Regions from separate parts of the Homo sapiens genome. Here region 2 is linked to region 1. A link is a loop called in an ENCODE intact Hi-C map of the cell type or tissue named here. Cell type or tissue: IMR-90. All regions are shown on one strand. Each heading gives the region's core, and the rest is flanking DNA. Links, peaks and the distances in the headings are about the cores only. Region 1 overlaps ARHGAP15 (Rho GTPase activating protein 15). Region 2 overlaps QTMAN (queuosine-tRNA mannosyltransferase).

Region 1 (4,406 bases), core at 232-4,231:
TCTCATGTACCTGTACCTATGAAATCTTGTTTTTTCCCTAACCTTCCTTTTTATTTTTTTTTCCAGAAAAGCAAGACAACAACACAAGAATTGAAGCTGTAAAATCTCTTGTACAAAAACTCCCTCCGCCAAATCGTGACACCATGAAAGTCCTCTTTGGACATCTAACTAAGTAAGTTGTAAGGATTTCTGGATGTGTCATTTTATAGTCATTTCCTAAATGGGCAATATTGAATTTCACATCTCTAAGGCAAGAGTTTCCAAATGCGTACATCTCGTATTTTCCCTTGTAGCTGAACTAGGTCTTTCTGCAGAAGCTGGAGAATGTGTTAGGGATAGGAAGGACAATCTACAAAAGGAACTTCTGAAATAACTTATTTTTCAAGGCCCTTTCAACTAGTATATGTTTGCTGATTGCTTGTCAGAACCATCGCCTGGACCCTGGGATGGGTCATCTTGACTTTGTTATCTAACATAATGAAAGAACATGAAATGATTCAGACATGGATTCAAAACTCAGCCCCACCATGTACCACGTGCTGGGGCCACAAATAAGTTACTTAAACCCTCTGCAACCAATTTCCTCATCTGTAAAATGTTGGCTCAGATTGATAAGGTGCTATCCATGTAAATAGCTAAGAGAGGAGTCTTCCAGGAAAAAAAAAAAAAAAAGGCAAATGTAAAGCCCTAGAAGCCCCTAAGAGCTGGAAGTATTTGAAAAGCAGAAATTAAACCCGAACTGCTAGGCCCAAATGTGGAGGCAAGATGGGATCAGGAGCTGAAGTCCCAAGTATCACACTAGCATCAGATCACATAGGTTCTTGTGGTCCACAGTGAGAGATTTGGATTCTATTCTAAATTCAAGGAAGAACCACTGAAGAATGCTACAATTGAGGGAGTGTAAAAGATTGATCTGGCTGCTAAGTGGAGAATGCATTGCAAAGGTGAAGAGAGGAAGACCTAATGGCAGACAACCACAGTAGTACAGGCAGGAGATATTGGTGGCTTGAGTGGAGCCCTCAGAGAGAAATGGGTAGAGATATTGTGGAGATGGATCAGGCTGGACTTGCTGCTGGTTGGGATACCATTGGGAAAGGAAAGGAGAAATCAAGTGTGCAAATTTTGGGTTTCAACTTGGGCAAGTGAAGAAGCGATAGTATCGCAGAGATGGGTAAAACTGCAGAGAGGAACAAGTTGAGTAGGAAAAGCAGGTTTGAGAGCTCTATTTTGGACATGTTAAGTCTGAAATGACTGTTACTCATTTGCCTTCTGTTAACACCTTCTTCAGATAAGGCAGAGTGCAACGCAAGTTATGAGGTTTTAGCTTTCATGATATATGCATAGTAAAATTGAAGCCTGACAGAGGTTCAAATAGATTGAGCAGTTTTGCTTTTGTGAGATTAAATCTCCTTAAACACCTCAATCACTCATAATTTGGGATGAGTCATTCCTACAGATTATTCAACTAATCTATTACATGATTTTTCATTGTGAATGTAATACATGCAATTGCACCCCCCAAAATTAAGCAACAGTGATGCATTTACATTTAAAAACTGAAATCTGCCTACCACTCTTAGCCTGCTGAACAGAAGTAACTAACATTTTTGTATGTATCCTTCCTGACCTGTTCCTAAACACATGCAAACATATGTGTGTATGGTTGCTTCTAATGTTAAAGTACATCATATTGCACATATTATTATACAACTATTTTGTAACTCATATACAGACTTCTATTTCATTAAACAGACTTATCTTATTATTTCTAATGATGTCAATAGTATTTCATGGTATACACAGTCCATAACTTGCTAAACCAGTTCATTGCGTTAGGGAACATGTTTTAATCTGACTCATCATTTTCTGTCTTATTTTACTCTCAAAAGGGGAACTTTATCTTAAAGTTCAGAAAATCTCTTACTATTAGAGTGTTCCTTCTTGTCACTCCCACATACTGGCTACGGTGAGAAATCCAATGTGGTTTAGTGAAAGGATCTTGGGCTTTAAAGAAATAGAAAGAGAGACCTAGAGTCAAATCCTTGCTCTATGCTTTACTCCCATTATGATCTCAGGCAAGTAAAATCGGATTAAATACTATCAACCATATCTTGTGGTTATGAGAATTAAATGAGATAATGCATATAAAACGCCTGGCACAAGGTAAGCATTCCTCAAATGTTAATTCTTTTCCCTTAGGATCCAGACACACCATGAAAGCGGTTTCAAGTTACAAGTAAATACTGGAGTGCTTATCTCAGTAACTTTAACTGGACAAAGTCATAAAACAAATGGAAAAGTATACCCTTTAATGCTATGCAATACCTTGTCTTAAAGTTCTTGAGAAATATCCGTTACTCTGTCCCAATTATTCCCTTTTTTTTCAACTGAAGAAATAGCTATAAAATAAAGAAACTAAGAGTCAGCTAAATCCTCCTTCAAATAAAATAAATAAAACACACAGAAGAGAATCTATCTAGTTAAAAACCTTCAAAGGATGACGATCGTCCATGTCCAGGCCACATAATCCCAGTTTTAACAATTAATGCCTGATCCTGTTTTTTACATCCCAGTTAATTTCCTAATCTTGTCAGAACTTTCATTTAGTTCAATAGAGATGGAAATAGATGTTTTAAATTAAGATTTAAGATCAGATTATTATATCACTTCACAGTATTCACATTTTAAGATTGATTATTATACATGGGAAGAAGTGTTGTTTGCTAGCCACCAACCTTTCTTGGGTGGTATGACTATATTTCACCCTGTACCAATTTATAAACTGGGTTTAATTATGCACGAGTGTGTGCACACAATTATATCTTGTTAAGCATTTTTTTGCTAAGTTTTTGATAAACAGCCAATCGTGGCGTGTCATCAAAGCCTGAGAAGACTAAATAAGAAGATTGTTTAACAGGAATTTAAATATATTCGTGTTTGAAAGAATCATTAGAATGTTTTCCTTAGTCTTAATGCATTTGGTAGTTCTTCAGAAAATCTATCGTCAACCCTTGTATGTAGTGTTTATTCCAAATTGTTGCAAATATATATATTTTGAAGTTTGTTTAGTGAGGGTCAGGGAATGTAATGAAGTGCCAAAAATTCCACTTGACCTACGTACTCTACAGTCAACAGAAAAGCACTCCATTTTTGCAGAGCTCTGAGTTAAATGCACTCCTCAAAGCAGATCAGCTATCAACTGGGAAAGCTTAATGCGGCACAGTTGGACTAGAAGGTAAATGCAAATCCTATCCACAAAAGCCAGAATTTTTAAAGGATTGTGATTATATTAAGCATAAGGTTGCACAATGGCTGCACAGGCTGACTAGTCTCAGAGTCCAGAGTCTTCATTCTTAATCAAACTCAGGGTCAAGTTCTATGCATCTGCTATCATAGCTTAAGACCAGGAATTCGGAATAAGCTATCATCTCAAGATCCCGTCAGCCAGAAACCTTTATTAATAGCCATTTTCACAAACTGACATTACAGTGATAGGCCCTGGAAGGTCCTCTGGTACCTTCTGAATCATCATATAAATGGCAAAACTGTCTCTATAAAATACAAGTGTCAAATGCATTTTCCTATAGCCTGCTTCTTTGGAAAGGCAGAGAGGCAGAGTGAAGATGAAGTTAGTGGGAAGGAGGACCTAGCAAGATGGTTTACTTGCTGATGGATAGTAGCTGGTGGTTGAGAGCCAGTAAAGGGGTTAAATAATAACTAGGGAATCGTTAACCTTTTATGAACCAGAAAATTGCATGATGTGCTCAGTGTTAATGTAAGAGTCATCTGACAGCAGAGTATAGGATGAAAGAGGTAGAAAGAGGAGAGAACCCAGGAGGTCCCAGGGGAGTTGCAATTGGATTGGAGTGATGGACGTCAAAAGGAAAGAAATGGCCAAAATCTTGAGATTTTTCAAAGGAAAAGTCCACACAGTTTTCATTTGTCTCCCATATCCAGTCAGCCATAGAGATACATCTGAGATTTCAATGATAAGTACTTATGAAAATAGTCCCCCTGATAGCATTATTTTTAAAAGCAAAATGAGATATTGTTTAGAAGGGTGCTCTTTTCTCTGTTTTCCAAAAACAGACATGGGAAAGAAGATGACGAGGTTGTAGCAAACTAATGAAATAGGATGAATCCGATTTTGGCAGGTGTGTATTAATCAAGGCCTCTATATGCTGCTGGTTGGGATGGACAGCTAACATATCGGAAAACCCGTATATGCAATGTATCTCGAGAATGCAGACTTTTCAAAGTTTCATACCTTTAAAACCAGTCACATAGAGGTGAAAAGTTTATGCAGATAAAATTGTCCATGGTAGCACTGTTTGCAACAGTGAGCATTTGGAGACAATGTAAGTGTTCAGTGATAGGGGAGGGTTATGTAGAACAGGATACATCAT
Region 2 (4,406 bases), core at 94-4,093, 370 kb after region 1:
TATCCATGAGTGATCACATAACACATTTATGTCAGAAAAACATTAAGAATAACAGGTTTGATCATACTGTTTTTGTGCAAATGTGACTGATTTCCTTTTTTCAAGCCTGAAGAAGCCAGAGCTGCTCAAATAAATTTTGAAATGATTATAAGAAGATATTTGGGTACAGTACCTTTATGCTCCAAATATTTCATGCTTTTGAAATATTCTTTCCAACGTTAAACATTTAGATATTGACAAATAAGAACTTCAGCAACACAGCATTAATCATTAGCATTTTGCACACATTTCTCATTGGACACTTATTTTTTGCAGCTGCATTATTTAAAATAATCTTTTCCATTCTTAATTGAAGATATATTCATATATATTTCCCCATTTCACTTAGAAAAATGAGGAAAATGGATTTGAAATTGCTGTCATCCCATCATTTTTAACGCTATACATTAAAAAATATTATTGCTCTGTGAAGGCAGATAATTTAATAAAAAGCAATACACTTTATAGTTATGTTTACTAAAGTAGGTAATGTGTCCTTAACGTGCTTCTGGAAACTTATTTCTCCCTCTCAATCTAATCTAATTTTACCACCCATATTTTGAAATTCTCAAAAATATCTAACTTTCTAAGAACAAAGATCCTAATAAATGTTGAATGTAATTGCTACATATATTTTTCCTTTAACTGTTCCACTGTTACCATCATTACTTTGCACTCTACATATTCTTACAAATAAGTCATTCTTCTAAAATATTTTTAAATGAAACTGTATACAACAAACCATTAAGTTCATCTCTCTCTGTGAGTAGGTGTTTAGGGACTCTAATTTTCTAAATGTATCTAGTACCAACATATTCAATTATGAAACAGTCTTCATGTGATGATGCACCTAAGACAGCAGTTTACATTTATATTAACAAACTCTATCTTCATTATAGTACAAGGACAAAGCAGGATTCCCTTCCCCAATTTAGATCCAGCAGTGAAATACATAACACAATACAACATAAAATGAAATAAAAGGAAGAACATAAAATGCACTGCATTAAATATTAGCAAAAAAATACCAAGCACAAAACTGCAGAACCAGCAGCACAGTGAGCTGTGTTAACACAATAGACCATCTCAGGGAGAGCAAATGGAGTAAAAATGTTTTGGAAGTTAGATAATCAATGTATTAAAGTCAATCTTTTTCTACTATATAACATGACTTTTGTTAAAGATTATTTCTTAAAATTATACGTTTCCAGTATTATGTAATTTAACCCATATATCAATCTGGAAATTATGTCAAGCAATATATCAGAAACCCTGAGCCAAACCGGGACTCCTCTGGTCCAGCTCTTGTAGGAATATGTCACAAAACTGTATTAGTGAGTAAACCGTACCATGACATGACACTAGAAAACAAAGCATTAATGAATAGGAACACAGATCAAAATATCATCTAATTAAGAGGTAGTCATGATGGGATGTCCTGCTGGCTTTAAATGAGAAAAGAGGGTTGTTATTTACAGGGCTTTGTGAAAGTGCTTAGCTTAAAGCTATATAGTTTCATTTAATAGCAGGTATGGGACAGAGGATCAAAAATCTACAATAAAACAAATAAAACATTGTTAAAAGGACATAAAATGCTTTAAAAAACCTTACTAAAATAAACATACTGCCACTGTTTTTTTTTTTTTTCTTACTCCATTGGAATAAATAACATGGGAACATTTTGCCCTTTGAAGGAATATCAGTCTTAGGAACAAAATAGAGTTTCGAGGGGGATAGGGGTTGGGGATGTTTATCTCAACAATACGCTAATTTTTAAAAGAAAACTTGGTTTTTTTATTGTGTAAATTATGTGATGAATTATTTAAAATTAATCCCGATTATGCAAAAACACATGGAATTTTATATTTCACAACCACTACCCTTTTTTAGATTGGGCACATGGTTTCAGAAAAGGCTAAAGTTAACAGAAATGGATACTCGCTTTTCTTTTCATGTAGTTTACTGATAATCATGCCTAAATAAACTGATTTGACCTTGGGAATGTCTCACGTTCCACGAAGCAGCCCTTTTGAATCATCTCCAAAACCTACACATCTGAGATGATTTTGGACCTCCTCCCAGGAAAAGCCTTCATCTCAATGGCCATCTAGCGGAGATGAAAGGCCCAACATCTTCTCTAAATTTCTGGGAGGCTGAATGTTGCCTATGTCAAATTCTATACTCTGTCCTCCTGCCTTGGATGGTGGCAAGTTAATAAAATGAATCATACAAGATAATATGGCAATATTCTCTGGGCATACTTTCTTCTAATCAAACAAATCTTTTTCAGACATATCACACTCTTAAATCTTAGAAGTGCACAAAAAAGGGAGGGGTGAGGAGAACAGCAAGAATCTAGGCCTCTTGTAGACAAGAATAAAGCCAACTCAAAAATTAAGGCCAGAAAAAGCTTTGCATCTGTTTGCCATTCTAAACCTAGCCCCAGAGTAAATCATCTCAGAGATTCTACTAAATCTACAATTTTCTACAACCTTTTTAGTATGTTTATTTCTTTGCTCACACGAAAAGCCATGCATCCAAAAACTCTGGATCAGAGAGCAAGCAACTTCAATCCAAGTTCAAGCTGTGAATGATCAAGAATGAGACTTAGTATTTACTTTGCTTATGCTCAGTCAGTTTTATGTGGAGGAAAAATAGGAATCCGATGCCCAGAAAAAAAGCAGAAAAGAGGTGTATTTCACATTTTCCCTATAACTTATATCTCTAATTTTTTTGGTTTCACTGTAGCAAATCCCAGTGTAAAGGAGTGTCAGAGTGTATGTGTCTGTGTAAAGACAATCTTACTTTCTTACCAGCACAATTCAAAAGATAGGATACATATTTTCAGTTACATAGGCTATCTTGAAGACTCACAGAATTTTAAAACTAGATTCGAGCACTTAGTCCGTCTTCTCATTTACTAAGACTCAGAGAGTTTTAGTAACTTGACTTGTCCAAGGTCATTCAACCAGTTGATGTCAACTGCAAGGCAGAACACAGTTCTAAGTCAGGCAGGGCAGCAAGAAGCAAGTCTGTTTAGAAGCTAAGCAGGAATTGCACCACTCCTTGAGAAAGGGGCCTGTCCTCAAAACCTTGACAGAAATCCACAACACAGAATCAGACAACAGAGAGCCAGGCCAAACGCCTTCACAAGGTTCCTTTAACTTGAGAGTGCTCAGCATGTACATGACAGGCTTAGGGTCTTTGTCTGGCTTAATAACAGGCTTTTCATTCTAGAAAATACTTTCGTAGAGTTTAAAAGAGTTAAAGACAAGACTTAAATTTAGTGAGCATAGACTACACTTACACTTTATTATTCCTGCAAAGATCTTGACTCCTAAGGAGCTTAAAACTTAGTTGGGACATCTTGAAGCAGACACAGGGGGATTTTATGTTACAAGTTTTGCTCTGTGGCCATATTTCTCTACCTTTGCTTAGACTCAAATGAGTAGCCATTAAAACTGATTTCCCTGGGTGAGGTCTGTGAGAGGGATAACCTTTATTCACGTCAAACAGCACTGTATGCATAAATTATCTGATCTTTTTAAGCTAATTGGAAATTGCAACTTGATAACAACATAGCCAATCAAAATGGACAGCTATATATTGTCACCCAACATACTTCTCACTCACTATAAAAATGTGAACTAAGACCTTTAAGGATTAAACATATATATATTTTATATATTTATATATATATCATATATATTTATTTATTTCTGTAAACTGAATATCCTGGCAATTATAACAAAAATGCTGATTAACATAGATTTGGCAAGCAATCTGTTTTACTCTCCTGTGAAAGAAAGGTGATGCAATGGAATTATATTCCAGCCCAAGTCATATCATGACAAGAAGTTTTGGATCAACTTCAAGGGAGTCATTCTAAATATTCATTATGTCCTTTTGAACAAATAATTTTGTGCAATTATGGATCCACGATCGTTTTCAAAAAGTTTGTTTACAGAGCCCAAGAAGTTCTGCATAGCCCTTTCTGGGTTTACAGAAAGACATGAGTGGGCAGGAGAAAGCAACCTGGTAGGGTCTCCCCTCCTGCTCCAACAAAATCAGCTCTACTTCTGATAACATAACGTTTGAAAAAATGTTTGCTTAGCTAAATAACGGTTCAAAAGCTACCATCTTATTTGGAGGGAGAAATTAAAGTTAACATACAAAAAAGACTGCCAAACAATTATTTCCTTCGAATCATATCCCCCAACTCCCAACCTTGATGGGGAGAACTTAGGACAAAAATTCCACAACTCAGTTGTGTTGAGTGAAACGTACATTTATTAAACTCATGGACTCCGCAAGGCATTGTGCCCTATGCAGGAAGAGGGTATATCATCCCATTCTACAAATGAGGA

What was found. Hi-C counts contacts between places; a loop is a spot of excess contacts. Peaks named below come from ENCODE experiments on the same cell type or tissue, not always from the same donor. Only the 100,000 strongest peaks of a DNase experiment are listed, where the experiment ranks them.
Region 2: a loop joins it to region 1, with 2.0 times the contacts of the local background. A loop is called at or near these places in 1 of 110 quality-filtered maps.

The regions. Positions count from the first base shown.
Region 1 is chr2:143,703,353-143,707,758 of GRCh38, forward strand. It overlaps ARHGAP15 (Rho GTPase activating protein 15), which reads left to right. Exons shown (of 14, transcript NM_018460.4): 13 at 67-172. The region is part of intron 4 of ARHGAP15-AS1 (ARHGAP15 antisense RNA 1); the gene reads right to left. Among named protein-coding and RNA genes, the nearest start is that of ARHGAP15-AS1, 71 kb to the right of the region's middle. In IMR-90, for the core only: no CTCF peak of the experiment used is centred there; DNase peaks (open chromatin) are centred at 2,199 and 3,139; H3K27ac peaks cover 1,380 bases.
Region 2 is chr2:144,069,523-144,073,928 of GRCh38, forward strand. The region is part of intron 6 of QTMAN (queuosine-tRNA mannosyltransferase); the gene reads right to left. Among named protein-coding and RNA genes, the nearest start is that of QTMAN-AS1, 130 kb to the left of the region's middle. In IMR-90, for the core only: a CTCF peak has its summit at 2,155; a DNase peak (open chromatin) is centred at 2,099.